2 separate regions of the Mus musculus genome follow, and region 1 is linked to region 2. A link is a loop called in an ENCODE intact Hi-C map of the cell type or tissue named here. Cell type or tissue: gastrocnemius. All regions are shown on one strand.

Evidence for each region. A loop is a pair of places that touch in the nucleus more often than their neighbours do. Peaks named below come from ENCODE experiments on the same cell type or tissue, not always from the same donor. Only the 100,000 strongest peaks of a DNase experiment are listed, where the experiment ranks them.
Region 1: it touches region 2 in a loop (4-fold over the local background); 22 of 42 quality-filtered maps call a loop at or near these places.

The regions. Positions count from the first base shown.
Region 1 is chr7:66,652,550-66,660,549 of GRCm38, reverse strand. It overlaps Asb7 (ankyrin repeat and SOCS box-containing 7), which reads left to right. Exons shown (of 6, transcript NM_080443.2): 5 at 295-900. Among named protein-coding and RNA genes, the nearest start is that of Asb7, 33 kb to the left of the region's middle. In gastrocnemius, no CTCF peak of the experiment used is centred here; no DNase peak of the experiment used is centred here.
Region 2 is chr7:66,414,219-66,422,218 of GRCm38, reverse strand. Aldh1a3 (aldehyde dehydrogenase family 1, subfamily A3) reads left to right here. Exons shown (of 13, transcript NM_053080.3): 2 at 1-8; 3 at 2,976-3,116. Among named protein-coding and RNA genes, the nearest start is that of Aldh1a3, 9.3 kb to the left of the region's middle. In gastrocnemius, no CTCF peak of the experiment used is centred here; no DNase peak of the experiment used is centred here; H3K27ac peaks cover 1,545 bases.

The sequences.
Region 1 (8,000 bases), 240 kb before region 2:
AGGTTGACCAGCAGGAGGGGCGAGGTGCTGCGGGTCTGCTGGCAGGGCCTATCTTTAAACAGTGTTGCTCTTCCCCCTCCTCCTCCCGTTGACTTGGGCTTGATAGCTTGCTACTAGAATGTGCTTTCCACTGAGACACTTAATACTGTGTTAAGCCTGGGCAAGTCCTCAGCATCATCCATCGCATTGAACCCTTCACAGTCCAGGATAACCGGCTGGTCCCTGATAACTCTGCCCTGATAGACTTGCTCTGTCTCAGCAGCCACTGACCTTTTCATTCTGGTTTAACCCTAGCTGATCCCACGGTTAAGGATTTAATCGGAGGCTTCACTGCTCTGCATTACGCTGCCATGCACGGCCGGGCCCGGATTGCACGCCTGATGTTAGAGTCTGAGTACAGGAGTGACATTATTAATGCAAAAAGCAATGATGGCTGGACTCCCCTCCATGTGGCTGCCCACTACGGTAGGGACTCATTTGTCCGGCTCCTCCTGGAGTTCAAGGCTGAAGTTGACCCGCTCAGTGATAAAGGTACAACGCCACTTCAGCTTGCCATCATCCGAGAGCGGTCAAGCTGTGTGAAGATCCTTCTGGACCACAACGCCAACATCGACATCCAGAACGGATTCCTGCTGCGCTATGCTGTGATCAAAAGCAATCACTCTTACTGCCGCATGTTTCTTCAGAGAGGAGCAGACACAAACTTAGGGCGTCTAGAAGACGGACAGACTCCTTTGCACTTGTCTGCCCTCCGTGATGACGTGCTCTGCGCACGGATGCTGTATAACTATGGAGCGGACACGAACACAAGGAACTATGAAGGTCAGACTCCACTGGCCGTTTCCATAAGTATTTCAGGAAGTAGTCGGCCGTGTTTGGATTTCTTACAAGACGTCACAAGTATGTAATACAATTACTACTATTATTGCATCTTTTCCTCTTAATCCGAACCTTCTGAATTGCTTGAGGTATTTCTGTAATCTGAGCTGACTAGGAGCTAACCATTCTTATAAGTCCTGCTTGGTAAGTAGTACTCATTTACCCAAAATCCCATTGCGTTGATAAAAGGGGACAGTAAAGTTTTGTGTCAAGGACAGACACTTTTCAAAATGGATGGAGCTGAAAGTTAGAATAGGGTGGTTCCCCTGCTCCGAGTGATAGCCTGCCTGGGCCTGTGCAGGTTCAGATGGAAGAACTAGAAAGGAGGGTGGGATCTTAGATTGCTTAGCTATGGAGACGGTTTTGTACTTTCTTACTAAGTTCCACATGAGAGGAAGGCCACTCTGGATTATTTAGACACCCCAGGAATAGAGGCTAAGGAAGATCTGTGAAAACACTAGGTTCCTAGGCCACACGGCTTCCATCAGCGTCTGCTCAGCTTCTGAGAGACACTTCATCTCACTCGGCAGCAGCCGATGGCCATGCTGTCCTCTGAGTGCAGCTGTTAGTTTGCATGGGCTTTGTTACCTTCTCTTGTCGGCTTCCCTACCACCTAAGTGATGTAGCACAGGGTAACGTGTGACCCAGGAGGCTGACGTCTATAAGCGCCTTAGATTAACCCGGCTGTGCTGTTCCATGCCTCGATGCCTTTCCCCACGTGATCTTGATTACAGAAGGAAGGCTGGCTTCTGATTATGATTTATAAGAGGCCAGTTTTAGTTTTGAGTTTTTAAAAAGCCAGGAAGTGGAGCAAGTAAACAGAGAGGACAGTAGACCTGGAGGACATGGAGCTGTGTGGAGGGACCAGGTGGCATGGCAGTGAGGACACACAGCTGCAGGCCTGAGATGAACGGCCCTTCCCCTAGGCCCGGCTAGAGCAAGGGAGAGTGGAGCCGCTTGTCCATGTGCCCACGAGGACATAATTGTGGAGCCTCGAGGGTCTGGGGTGTTTGGGCCTTTGGGGTTGCATAACAGCTGAGGGGGAAAGCAAATTATGGAAATGCTTTCCTAAACCAAAAGAGGAACTTATTTATACAAGAAGGGGGAGAAGCAGAAGAAATATTGTTGAAAGAGTACAGGTGTGTAACTCTGTGAAAATATTCAAGCGTAGCGTAACCCAAGGACATGGCTAACTAAAGGTGGACCCTACCAGAGGACCTGGTGATAATTTAGCTGAGATTTCTGTTGTCAGCACCCCCCTTCACCACGGTACACAGTTATGTGGTTGATCAATAAGTTCAGACTAGAGAGTTATTAGAACGTGGGCAATATTTTAGAAGGTATTTATTTTCACTCCGTGCGTTCTGGTGTTCTGCCTGCCCATATCCCCGTGTCCCGTGTGTATATAGTATCCAGGACAGCCAGCAGGCACTGGGTCCTGTGGAACTAGAGTTCTAGGAGTTGATATCTGCCATGAGGATACTGGGAACTGAACCCAGGTCTTCTGTAAGAGCAGAGCTGCTAAGCTGACCCCCAGAATAGAAAATCTTCCCAAAGGACAGAGAAATTTTATGACACGGCATAACCTTGGGTGGTAACTAACAAGAACTTGGATGTTAAGAAGATGAGATTTGTATGAATTCATGCCTGGAATTGTATTCACAGAGACACTGTAGTTTGGGACAATAGCACATCTAGCAATGCTCAAGCTTGGATTATAGACGGGATGACTGGGTAGAGCAGCCTCTGTCTGCCCAGTCACTTCTGCAGGGAACGGGACGGAAGGACTGGAAAGGGCTGTTAGCTGAGTGTGGCGGGACACACCTCAGGAGGCTGAGACAAGAGGATGTAGGGTTGAAGGCCAGGCAGGCTGTATAGGAATAGGCTACAATCACAAGACCCTGTCTCCAAAATACACAATAAACAGAGTCGGTGAGCTGCAGTTGCCTGTGTTTATGGTGCGGAAATGAGCTAGAGCACGGCGCCTGAGAGGGTCCTTCCTGCCTCTGCGTGTGGTTGGTGAGGTTGCATTCTGGAGGAGCCTTGGACCTCGGAGTTCTTTCCATGTAAATATTTTCCCTTAGGCAGGAGAGGAGCTTGCTCAGAAGACAGAGTCAAAGTTGGGTTCAGGCAGGTAGAGTCCGGGCTCTTCTTGGTTGTCTGTTTCTCTAGTCCTCATTTGGCCAGAGTCCTCCATATGTGCACGATCTGTGGGACCCTTCCTACCGCTGCCTTATTAGGGCATTAGTCGGGGCATCCCTCACTCTAATGTTTTCCATAGGTTTAAATGAATAGCCGTGGTTACTCTAGGTTCTCTGGCTTATAGTAATTGCAACATCTGTGTCACACCTAAGCCTGTTTCTGATACTAGCTTTATCTCTTTGGCTGTCTTTCTTTTTATATTACCTAGCATGGTATGGTTTTTTTTTGTTTTTTGTTTTTTGTTTTCTTTTTTTTTAAGCTGAAGCTAGGCATAATGTGAAGAGCAGCAAGAACTCAGATAAATAACACACACATACACACACACACACACACACACACACACGCACCCTTTTTTTTTTTTCTTCTATTTTGATCCTTTTGAGATGGCCTTGGCTCTCATCAGACTTGCAGCCAGTCTCTCTGCCTGTGCTTCCCTGGTGCTGGGATTATAGGTTTGAGCCACCATACCCTTGCCTCTAACAGCCTGCATGGAAGGCTTCCTCGTCTTCTGGCATGGGGCTGTGTTTTATGTGACTGCAGATGGCTGCCTGGGCCAAGTTCTCCTGTGTCTGTGTTTCTCCCCCTCCTTCAGCCTCCCCCTCATCCCCTTGACTCTTTTTCAGGTCTAACCCACCACTACTACATTGAAGGGCAGTTAGTATAGTTATAGGTGTGATGGGGCCCCACAACCCCATGATCTTCTAATTGACTTCCAGCCTTGTAAGTGGGCCTGTGTCCCAGGCTGGAATGGCCATCCGTGCTTTCTCCCTCAGGTAGCTTTCCCTCCAGTTCTGTAAGGTGAGCTAGGAAGGCTGAGAGGGCTGAACCTGAGATGTCCATTCTCTGTGAGAGTCTCTGCCTTTGGAGAGCAGCCTTAACTTCTAGAGAGGTTTGGGGTGCTGGTTGCACACACCTGCCTCTGTCATAGCCATCAGGGGCTTCATCGGCCTCACTTTGAGGACCTGGCAGAACTTCCTTTGACTGGCTCCTGATTTCCTGTCCATCCGCAGCCTCCAGTGTTTCTGTGTCTGGGCCCCGTGGCTTTTGCTCAGGTGAGCATGCCTCATGAGCATGCCTCAGTCATGGCACGCTGGCCTAATAATCATAATCTCCAGAGCTTTCAAAGAAGGTGCGCTGCCTGCAGCTTCAGTCTTTTTGCTTGCTCCAAGATCAGTCTTAGTTTTTAAAGTTGAGCAATTTTTCTTCCTTTTGCACTTGGGAGTGATGACGTCCAAGCTCTGTGAGAGTTAGAATGGATTGTCCATCTGGTGTTGCCTTTTTTTTTTTTTTTTTTTAAGTGTGAAAGCATCCTTGCTTTGGTTCTTTGAGCTGGTGAGTGCTTTGCACACTGGGATCAGCTGGTTCCTGTCTCTACATCATCACAGGTTCTCAGCGGTGCCCGTTATCAGAGATGCCATCAAACCCGCAGAATGGGGTGCTGCAGAGTACCACAAACAGCGTGCCTAGTAACTTCAAGCAAGCTCTTCAGCCCCCAGACTCACCCCTCAGAGCTTGGTGCCCTCCTTGAAAAACTGAGGGAGCTGAACCAAATTCTTGCCAACAGCTACTTTTAAAGGCAGTGGTTTTCTAGTACTAGAGAGGAAGGGAAGGACAGAAGGAAGGAGAGAACGGGGTAGGGGGAGAGAGAGAGCACACACCATAGAGCCCTGGGATTTGTTTGTTGTATTTTCCAGAGAATGGGCTTCTAGGAGGCTTCAGGGGGTGTAAGGTCCAGACGCTGTGCATAGCCACAGTTTTCACTAGGTGACCTTTGTGCTTCCAGGTTAGAGTGACAGTCTGGCTGGTGTGGCACTGGTAATCACTGTTTTCCTCGCTGCCAGGCAGCCTCAGTCATGGGTACTGCAGCCCATTTACAAATGCGTTGGACAAAGCGTAACCGTAACTGAGTCGAGTCTTGTCCCTTTGTGCACAGACCTTGTCAGCGCTCTGTGGGTGAAGACGGCCAAGTGGGGAAGTGGCAGGTCTGTCTGAGCTGGACCAGCAGCTTTTTCATGGAGAACCATTTCTCCTTGAAAGATTGACTGACAGCCAAACTGTACCATTTAATCATGGGCACTTAGCAGGCATTTTCTTAGAAACGAGCAAAGTTCACTTGTCACATCAAGGAAAATGACCACAGTATTGATGACCAGTCAGACTTGAGCTTTGAAAAGAGGGGTTTCAAAAACTTGTATTTACAATTGTGAGAGTCCTTCTATGTAATGGTTTTCTGAGATCACTGGAAATATTAAGAAAAGTGATTTCTTTTGCTATCATATGTTGAAATTGGCTAACAATTTGAAGGCATGCATAACCTAGTGTGCCATGTGTTCCTGATGACAAGTTTATGTTACTGTGTGCATGGGTAAAAGATCCACTAGAAGTTTAAGATACACCAATGGACTATAATCTAAACGTACAGAAAGTTCATCAATGTATTTCAGATTCTGTGCCACCGTTGGGACTGGGGAGACGGCTGAGCTGGTAGTGTTTGCCAAGCAAGCATGGAGACATCAGTTTGGATAAGCAGCACCCAGATAACATGCTGGCCATGGTAGCATGCTTTTGTAACCCCAGCAGCAGGCGAGTGAAGACAGGAGGATCCCTGGGGCTTCCGGGCCAGCTCCCAGCCAGTCGCTGACCTCCAGCTTTAGTGAGAGACCCTGCCTCAAAAAATAAGGTGAAGGAGCAGTTGAGGAAGACAGTATTTACTACTGGCCTCTGCACACACATGCACTTCATATGTATGCAACACACACACACACACACACACACACACACACACACACACACACACATCAAATTGAAAAAGAAAAAAGCTCCTTGTCTCATTTTACGACAGGTTCATAGAGGATCCAAGGTTAGCTGGAAAAGGCTGTTCTAAGTACTCCTTGCTTTCCTAGCAACATATTTGAGTGAAGCTAGCCTCGGGGCTAGCACACTGCATCAGGCTAGCACAGTGTGCCAGGCCGGCACAGTGCACCAGGCTAGCACACTGCATCAGGCTAGCACAGTGTGCCAGGCTAGCACTCGGAAGTTCAGAGCAGATGGAAGGCAGACATTTGCAGGAAAGGAGCAACAGCCCTCTCTTTGCAGCCACCTTGTTCTGAAAGTGACTCTGGTTTTTATTTGTTTTCATAAAAATTACGTCAGCTGATAAACTGATCATTGTTATTTTTAAGCAAGTCAAAATGTTTCTGAAATGTGTAGTTTTCTGAGTATGGTAACTATAGAGCAGTATAATCAGCAGAAGCAAAAGTTCTCTGAGAGTTTCCCACTGTAAAGGTACAGAGGCATCCATCCGCCAGCTAAGCAAGGCGACTGAGCACTGTGGAATTTCCACATTTTCAGTGCTAAAGATCAACGCCAGGGCAGTGGGCATACTCAGTAATTGGTCCACGGTTACCATCACTATGCCACATGCCAGCCCTACATTCAGGGGTTTTAAAGGTATCCTCTCAGCCTGGTGTTTGAGAATTTGAAGAATCGTTAATGTATTTTTGATTAAAAAATCTGGGTAAGTTGAAAGCTTGCCTCACACTTGCCTGCGTATGGCTTTGGCTCTGGAGAGACCCCTCCTTCCTGACTGACATTTATAAAATTGTGGCTTTGCTGACTCAGGATTAGTGATCCTATCAGTTGGGAATTTTAGTATGTTGGATCCTGAAGGCAGTTTTCAGAGACTAGTCATGCACAGAACATGTCAGACATGCCAGGTCCCCGAGTAAATGAACCACCCATCACCTTGCTGGCGTGGCCTTCTTCCAGTGGCCTGCTCCACGGCTGGTCTGGACGTCCGCGGGTTCACTGAGACATTGACTGGGGCAGTTGCCTGTGTCTCAGAAGCATCGTGCAAAACCTAGAGTCACTGTCAGCACACCTTCAGTGCTGTGTAAAAGGCAGGCCCGGGGGATTTGGATTTGTGTGTTTTAAGGAATTAAATAGCTCATAATGCTGAAAGGGAAAGCTGAAGAGGCTGGGAATTGAGTTGTGTAAACTGTTTCACAGGAGACTTACTCTGTCAAGTGCTTAGGATAGTTGCTTGCTGGAACATTAATCACAGATGTTTAAAAATATTGTTTTATAAATATCGAAGTAACCAGAAATATTTTTTTGTTTAGATTTCAGTAGTAGTCAAGTACTATGTTATTAAAACACACACACAAAGTACTATGTTTACAGAAATAAGACTTGAGACTAAAAGTAAAAATGAAGAAAAAAAGAGAAAAAACCCTTTGAGGCCTGGGGGCCAGGGGAGACTTGGTTTTGAAGCTCTGTAGTAGAGTAAGTGCTTAGTGTGCAAGGGGCCCTGGGTTCAATCCCTGGCACCACCAACACAGACACACACACACCTCACGTCATACATACACATGCACACACACACACACACCTTTTAAAAATGCAGGCTAACAAAAGGCATGGCCTCTCAGTGTTTTAAAATTTAAGGACGTCAAACAGGCTGTGGCTTTCTGAGCTAAATTCAGCCCAGAGTAGTATGCCGTGGCTTCACCACACACACAGCCTAGATGACAACCGTCCTGACCTACTATGCTCATTCCTAGTGCTTCTGTTGTTATTTTATGGGATGACCTATTATAAGTATACTCTCTATGTGGAGAATTCATGTGACTCGTTTTAACTAAGGGTCTTTACATTTTTTTTTTCCCTAGTGAATTGGAAACTTTTGCCAGATCATCTACTTTAGAGCCTTACAGGAGTTTCTACTGTTAACATATTAAAAATGAACACTGTGGTCATTTAGATAACACCACATCTTAGGTTCTTTGACACAGAGACCATCCTTTTAAATAAATCCCTCTCTTCTCACTAACCTGAAAGGCTCTTCTTCCATACCTTCTTGAGGTGTTTATAAATCCCTACTGTCAGGGTTGGTACCTATAGATGCCTTGACATTTGAG
Region 2 (8,000 bases):
GAGATAAGGTGAGTCCTCTCCCCTCCCCCTTTTCTAGGTAATTCAATTAGAGAGTAATGGAGCACGGGGAAGCTGTATGGCTTGGCTGTGAGACACGTGGGCCCACCTCCAGGTAGGGCCAGGGCAACCACAGCAGCCGGTCGGTATGTGCAGCGCAGTCACAGCCTAGCATGGGATCAGTTACAGATGGTCCTCTACAAAGAGTCGAGTCTTTGATGGATGTTTCTCCATCTCTGAGGATGACCTCAGCTGTCTTCATCACACAGCTAAAGGGAAGGTTTTTATCAATTATTTCAACCTGTAAGCATTAAAGAATCTTTCCAGAAGGCATTTCCTGCTGGTGTGCTTCACCAAAAGTAGCGTTCTGGCAGGAGACACTTAAAAGGGGGTGGGGGCTGAAGGGTGGGGAGGACGCTCCCAAATGATCCCGGGAGTAGTGATAATGTCACGTGACTGCTCAGTTTCTGGGCTAGTGGAAACTCACATGGTCCGGTGAGGCTGTAGTCTGCATAGACCTTTTGCCTAGTGTAAGATCTCCTTTATCACATGGGCATGAAGGAACTTCTACATGCACCCTTTGTGCATGTCAAAGCCATCAAAGGTATCTTAAATAGAAGCCCCCCCCCCCACGATAGCAGCCTCCTACAGAGGGAAGGAAAATGTGGCTCTCTGCTTAACCACTGAAGTGCTGGGTGGACTGTCTGCCTGCTTCCCTCTTTCCTTTCTCCTTTCTTCCCTCCCTCCCTTCATCTCTTCATCCCTTCCTCCCTCTCTTCCTCTTTTCCTTCTTACTTTCATTCCTCCCTTCATTCCTCCATTCCTTCATTTCTTCCTCCCTTCTTCTCTCTCCTTTTCCTTCCTTCTCCTCTTCCTCTCTTCCTTCCTCCTCCCTCCCTCTTTTCTCCCTCCCTTCATCTCTTCATCCCTTCCTCCCTCTCTTCCTTCCTCCCTCTTTCTCCCTTCCTCCTTTCCTCTCTTCCTTCCCTTCTTTCTCCTTTCCTCCTGTCCTCTCTTCACCCCTCCCTTCCTCCCTCTCTTTTTCTTCTCTTCCTTCCTTCCTTCCTTCCTTCCTTCCTTCCTTCCTTCCTCCCTCCCTCCCTCCTTCCCTTGCTCCCTCCCTCCCTTCCTTTCTTCCTTCCTTTCTCCCTTCATTTCTTCCTCCTTCCTCTCTCTCCTTTTCCTTCCTGCTCCTCTTCCTCTCTTCCTTCCTCTTTCCTCCCTTCTGTTCCCATCCCCTCCCCTCACCCTTTCTCTTCCCTTCCTCCATTCCTCCCCTCCCCCAACTCCAATTCTGAGATGGCATCTTGCTTTATTTCCCAGACTAGTGGAAAACTCCTCGGCTCTGGGATCTTCCTAGGACTACAGATATGGGACATATTTGTTTTTTCTTTGGTGTTACAGGTCAACCCTGGGGCCTTTTGCATGTGGGGTAAACACTCAGCTCCTTGTTGCTTGAGATGGTTCTCGATATTTAACCCAGGCTGGCCTTGAACACTTGATCTTCCTGCCTCCACCTCCCACGTCAAGTGCTGAGGTTACAGGTGTATACCGTCACCACTGCTGGACAGATGTTTGTTGTTTTTCATTTGAAACAGTATTTCTCTGGGTAGCCCTGGCTGTCCTAGAACTCGCTTTGTAGACCAGGCTGACCTTGAACTCACAGAGATCTGCCTGCTTCTGCCTCCTGAGCCCTGGGACTAAAAGTGTGCATCACCACTACCCTGCCAGATTTCTGCCAGATAAAATGTGCATTGGTGAGGCCAAGCGGGTAGAATAGAGGTGAAGAAGACTGGAGTTTCCTTCCACAAGTGCCATTTTTTTCTATGTGCACAGGACACAGTGGCTCAGACTGCATAGACTGCACAGACCGCATAGATCCTGCTCCCTGTGGTTCCTTAGACTGAAAAGCAACGAAATGAGGGGGAACTGGGGAAGAGCTGGGCGGGCCTGGCAAAGGGGGCAGGCGGCCCATAAATCCCAGGAGGAAGCAGAAATTCTCTGGCAAGTGCTGGCTCTTCCCATCACCTGAAGGAGTGCTTGGCTCTGTGCACCCAGAGACAGAGGCTGCCCTGGCCTCCACTCAGGAGCCAGAACAAGAACCACGCTGTCCAGCATTGGAGATGGTCTTGGCAGAGGCCTCTCCTTGACTGGAGTGCAGCATCAGTTACCTGCCACATCACCCCAGGGAGACACTGCACCAAGCCTGTCTGTCTGTCTATCAGCAACCAGCTCCTTAGAGCCCATTCCCCTGAAAGGAGGAGAGGTGATTCTCCTGCATAGCTTACACTCTGTCCTTTTAAAAGATAAAGGGCAGAGGCAAGGCTCAGTTGCAGGAGGCTTGTCCAGCACATGCTAGGCTCCAGTTCAAGTCTGAGCTTTAAAAATATACCACAAAGCCCTGTGGCTGTTACCCTTCCTTAAGTGCAACACTTAGTGTAGGTAGGGACATGCTGGTCTCTGTGTGCTGACACATGGAGAATCTTTCTTAAAGTTTTAAGTTTTATTTTACTTATTAGCATGTATACAGCATGTCCGTGACTGGCGACACTCTCTGTGTTCACCAGGAGGTCATAGGGCAACTTTTGGGAATCGTCCCTCTCTTTCCATTATGGATTCTGGGGACTGAATTTGGATCACCTAGCGTTCACAGCAAGCACTTCGCTGGCTGAGCCATCATCTCTCTGGCCTGGGAAATCTTTTAGACTTGAATCATCAAGAAAAACATTTGAGGTGAACGACTGTATAAAACATCAATACTTAGCCTATACAGAAAAGCTAAAACCAACTTACCATATAAAGAAAAAAAAATCACTTGAAAGCCCCCAAGTCATCCAGGGAATTTAAAAAAACGTGTTGCTTTGAAGCTCTGGGCTGCCCCCTCTTTTCTGGGCTCCACAGCAAGATGCTGTTGTGTTGTGTGCCCTCAGACTGCGGTTGCACGAAAAGTGACACATTCTCTCTGTTTTGCCTTGCAGCCCGATGTGGACAAGGCTGTGGAGGCCGCTCAAGCTGCCTTCCAGCGGGGATCCCCGTGGCGCCGGCTGGATGCACTGAGCAGAGGCCAGTTGCTGCATCAGCTGGCTGACCTTGTAGAAAGGGACCGAGCGATCCTGGCTGTAAGTACAGGCACTGGGCAAGTGTATGGGGAAAACTGTCCTCGCTGCCCTTGTCACTGAGGGATCTGTCCCCATGGGATGCAGCTGGAAACACTTGAGGTGTTTGTTTTGTGGGGCTATGGGTCTGTTTGGTCTTTGGGTGTGGGTAGCAGGTGTCCCTGCCTCAAGACTTCCTCCTTATCATATTGAAGTCAGGCGTCCTCCACTGCAGATCAGCCTCTTGGTCTAGCTGTGTAAAGGAAAGGATTTGCCTCTGTGGTTTTCAAACTAGAGACATTCACAACCAGTCACCAGAGGCTGGGCTCACCTGACCTTACCTGGACATTTATGTAGTAGCTGTTTTCTGCTTCACGTTAACTTCCTTGCAAACATAATTCTAACCTTATCAGAGTTCTGTTAGTCTCCCCTTACCTGGGGTTTCAGTCATTTAGAATCACCTCAGCTCAAAAATACTACATGGAAAATCCTAGAAATAAACAATTGGCCTTGCATCACAGTGAACTGTTATAATTTATAATTTATTAGCTACTTCTTCTCATCTCTCATGGTGATTTGCAAGCTAAGCCTTTCTGTGGAAATTCAGTATAGGGAAAAAAATGCAATGTGAATTTAAGGGTTAGGTGCTACCTGCAGATTTCAGTCATCAAAGTATAGGTGCTGAGAAGACATGAGGGCACAAATGACATTGTTTCCAGAAAAATCAAAGTCCTTGCACTATCCGAATGCATCTCTGTATTGTCCCAGAACAGAACAGCGGTGAACACATGCAGAATGGTGGTGGGCATGAGATTTGGTTATAGAAGATGCACAGCATGAAGGGCCTAGGCTCAAATTCCACCTTTGCCACTTACTAATTACACGCTAGTTTCTTAACGGCCTGAGATGTGTTTCTTCAGTCAAATGTCACAGATAATGATATCCAAGTGCTGTTTGAAAAAGAGCCATTTAAAGTCATCAGAGTTCCCAGCATACAGTAAGTGCCAAAGAGGAGATAGCTATTAGAAAGAATAGCTATCATACTGATGCTACATGAGACCCAGGCTCTGACCCAAGCTGCCCTGCCACCCTGCTGGCCAGTGTCTTTTAGAGATCTTAGCCTCTCTGCTAGGAAATAGGAACAAGAGAGCAATACAGCCTACCCATGGGTGTACACAAAGGCTGCAGGGCTGGGAAGGCATTGAGAAGCTGGAAGTCTGTGGGTTAATAAGATTCAGCCCTCCTTTGGTCCTGAGGCAGATGACCAGAAGACATTACTGGGTCACAGGAAGTCTTTTGTTTTTAAATGTTTTAGTCAGTATTCTTTGCGTGTGTGGTGCGGGGTGCACCGTGTGGGTGTGCACTTGCCACAGTGTCTGCGTAGAGGTCAGAGGACAACTTTCAGGAGTAGCTTCTCTTATTTTACCATATCCATCCCAGGGTTCCAACTCAGGTTCTCAGGTCTCAGTGGCAAGCACCTGCACTGGAAGGTATATCACCAGCCCCACGGGGAGTCTTGAAACCATCACGACCTTCACTCTAGCTGATGTACAGTTCAATTTCCTGGTTAAAATTTTGTTTCAAACCTTGAGGCCCAGTTTGTAGGTAGGGACATCACCTTTTTGGTCTTTGATTCAAAAAAAATTAGGAAAGGATTTTTGGTTTTGTTTTTTGTTTGTTTGCTTGTTTGCTTGGTTGGTTGGTTTTGGTTTTCTGATGTTGAAAATCAGGAGAGTAACCATCCTTTTAAAGAACACAATCAGCCAGGACCCTTGAGTTGCTTTGGTCCTGAGCTTGTGGACTCCTGGGGGCTAGGGGAGCTCTCCTTGAGAGAGGTCTGCAGATACCTTGAGCTCTGTCTCCTTCTCCTGGTGCTAGGCCTTTTATTCGCAAGGATGAATCTAAGTGAGAGTGGCTTCCTCCCAGGGTAAAAGCTCCAGAGAGCCTCTGGTTTCTTCCTGCACTGAAAACCAGCCGCACTGTTCAAGCTGCCAAACTGGCTTTTTCAAAAACATTTCTGTTTTCCCCTGCATGAGCTCATCGGTCTGCAATGAGTACTAATAGCAGGCTGAAGAGGATGTGCCCTGGGTAACCCTCCCCGCCCTGTCCTCAAGTGTCAGTGACATCCATGGCAGTGCATGGCCACCTTCCTCTCCTGCCCCACTGCCCTGGCACTATAGCATGTTCATAGCAGACAGAAGCAGGTGGGGGGATGGGGCCACCACCCAGCGCACCACTCCTGCCACTACAACCTGGTTGCCCACAAGAAATAAGATCCAGCTCTTGGCCCCAACATTAAAGGGCCCCGAGAATGACTGGGAAATATGGCTTTGAAAACTCTAACCACATCATAGGAGGGCGCCCCTCGCTCTCCACCTTGATATGGTTTCCTGCCTTTTGGAGTAGCAAAATGCTTTATTCTGTGATATTCTCATGCCGGCTCAGTGGTTTGATGGAACTGGGTGTTTATTCTGTGTTCAGAGTTTGGAAACAGATGTTGGGGCCTCCATGGCTCATGACTTTTCTAGTTCTGTTGAGGAACCTAGGCCCAAGCTCTGGCCCTCTGGGCGCTCATCGCCGTGGGTGCCACACAAGGCTCCTCCTTGATAGGGGGTTAACCTTTGAGTTTGGATGCCATTTCTGGACCCTCATTTGCAGCCTGGGCACACTGGCATTTGGGGCAGCCACACTAGCAGCTAATTGTCCTGTAGCATCTGAACACTAAGACATATTAATTTCTCAGAAGGTTGCATTTTTCTCTTAATATGCTAAAGAAACTAACCCTGGGAGTGGCAGAGGTGGCCGCACGTCCGAATCCCAGTAGTAAGACAACCACCAGCTCCAGTCTGGGGCTGACACTTGATTTCTCAAGCTCGGGCCTCTACCTGAACTCCAATCTCCTCCTCCACCATTCTTCCTCTTTCTCCTCCTCTCCCTCCTCCTTTCCCTCCTCCTTCTCCTCTTTCACATTCTCCTCCTCCACCACTCTTCCTCTTCTTCCTCCTCCTCCTTCTCCTCCTCCACCTCTTCTTCTCTCCTTTTTTTTCCTTTTCCTTTTGGGCATGTGGAGATGGATATCTGTCCTAGTTAGAGTTTCTATTGCTGTAATAAAACACGACAGCCAAAAGCAACTTCGGAAGGAAAGGGTTTGTTTCAGCTTAGAACTTTCAGGTCTTACTCCATCACTCAGGGAAATCAGAGCAGGAACTCAAGGCAAGACGTGAAGTAGAAACCATGGAAGCCTGGTGTTTACTGGCCTGCTCAACTTTCTGTCTTACACCTTTCAGGACTACCCGTCCAGGGTTGGCACTGCCCATAGTGCGCTGTGGACCCTCCTTAATTAATCAAAACATGCATGCCCCCACAGACTTGTGTACAGACCAATCTCTGAGGGCACTTTCTCCCCAAATGACTCTAGCTCCTGTCAGATTGACCGAACCAGTAGTCAGAACATATGAGTATATATGTGCATACTCAGGTCTTGTGTGTGTGTGTGTGTGTGTGTGTGTGTGTGTGTGTGTGTGTGTGTGTGTAGGTCAGAGGTCAACATCATATGTTGTTCCACAGGAGCCACACACTTCGTCTTTTTGTTTTTTGTTTTTGAAACAATTTCTGATTGGCTTGAGGCTCACTAATTAGGCAAAGCTTGCTGACTGGTGAGCTCCAGGGATCTGTCTCTGCCTTCTTCGTGCAGGAATTACAAGAGTGTGCCACCATACCTGGCTTTTCTCAAATGTGGGTTCTGGGGATTGAACCTAGGTCCTCGTGCTTGTGTGGTAAGCACTTACTAACTGAGCTTTCTCCTTAGCTGCCCCTCCCATTTAAAGAACTTTCAGTATAGCATAAATTTATTGTGAACTGGGCTTTGTTTGTACTGATTCTTTACAACCAACCCAGAAAATTCAAGTTACTGCTCTACTAAGCAATCTTGCCTAAATTAATGATTTCAATCTGTAGGTAATGCTTATTGGATGTTCTCCACGGACCTGACTTGTAGGCTCTGGACTTACAGCATGTATTATCTCATTTCAAAGTCAGGAAGTTGAGGCCCAGAAAAAAAAAATAAATAACCACCTTGTCCAAGGCTACCAAACCTGAGGTAGAAATCCAGGAAGGGAAGTGGATGGATGCTGTGTCCCAGATTTACCCACAATGCTCCATCTTGCCTTATCACAGAAAAGAGCAAGAATAGACAGATCCCTAGCTTCATGAACTTGGGGGCTGTCCAGAGCCGGGGGTCTTTGGACATTGCTGCAAGTATAGGCTTCTCCTCAGAAAAATGAAAGTGGACACAAATGCACAGGGGCCAAAGGTACAGGGTACTGGGTGTCATGTTGGTCTCCAAGTGGTTGATGTTCAAGCCTCAGACCCTCAGACCCAGCCAAGTTCTGTCATCTTCAGCAAGTCTGAGTCTCTCCTACTCAGGAAGAATGAGGGTCACCAAGCACCCATCTAGTGCATAAGAGAAAGCTGGTCTGTCTACCAGTTAGCATCTGGACAATAGCACTTCAGGAAGCTACTTATCTGAGTGTTATGTTCCCCGATTGCTCTAGCTCACACACCAGCCCCAAGAGGGTGAAACTGATATCTTCCTTTTACAGTACAGGAAACTGAGGTAGAAGACATCTGAGGGCTCAGCCAGCATCAACCAGAAGTGACGATTCCCATGGCTAGGGAACATGGTTCAGTCAACCGAGTGTTTGCAGCATGAGCATAAAGACCTGAGCTTGGATCCTTGGCACCACATAAAAAGCTAGGCATGGCAGGATGTAGTTTTAAACCCCACAGCTAAGGAGCTGGAGATAGATAGGAGGATCCCGGGGCTCGCTGGCTAACCAGCCTAGCGAAATCGGTGCGCTCCCGGCTCATAGAGAGACCTTGTCTCAAAATAAGGTGATGAGGAGCTGA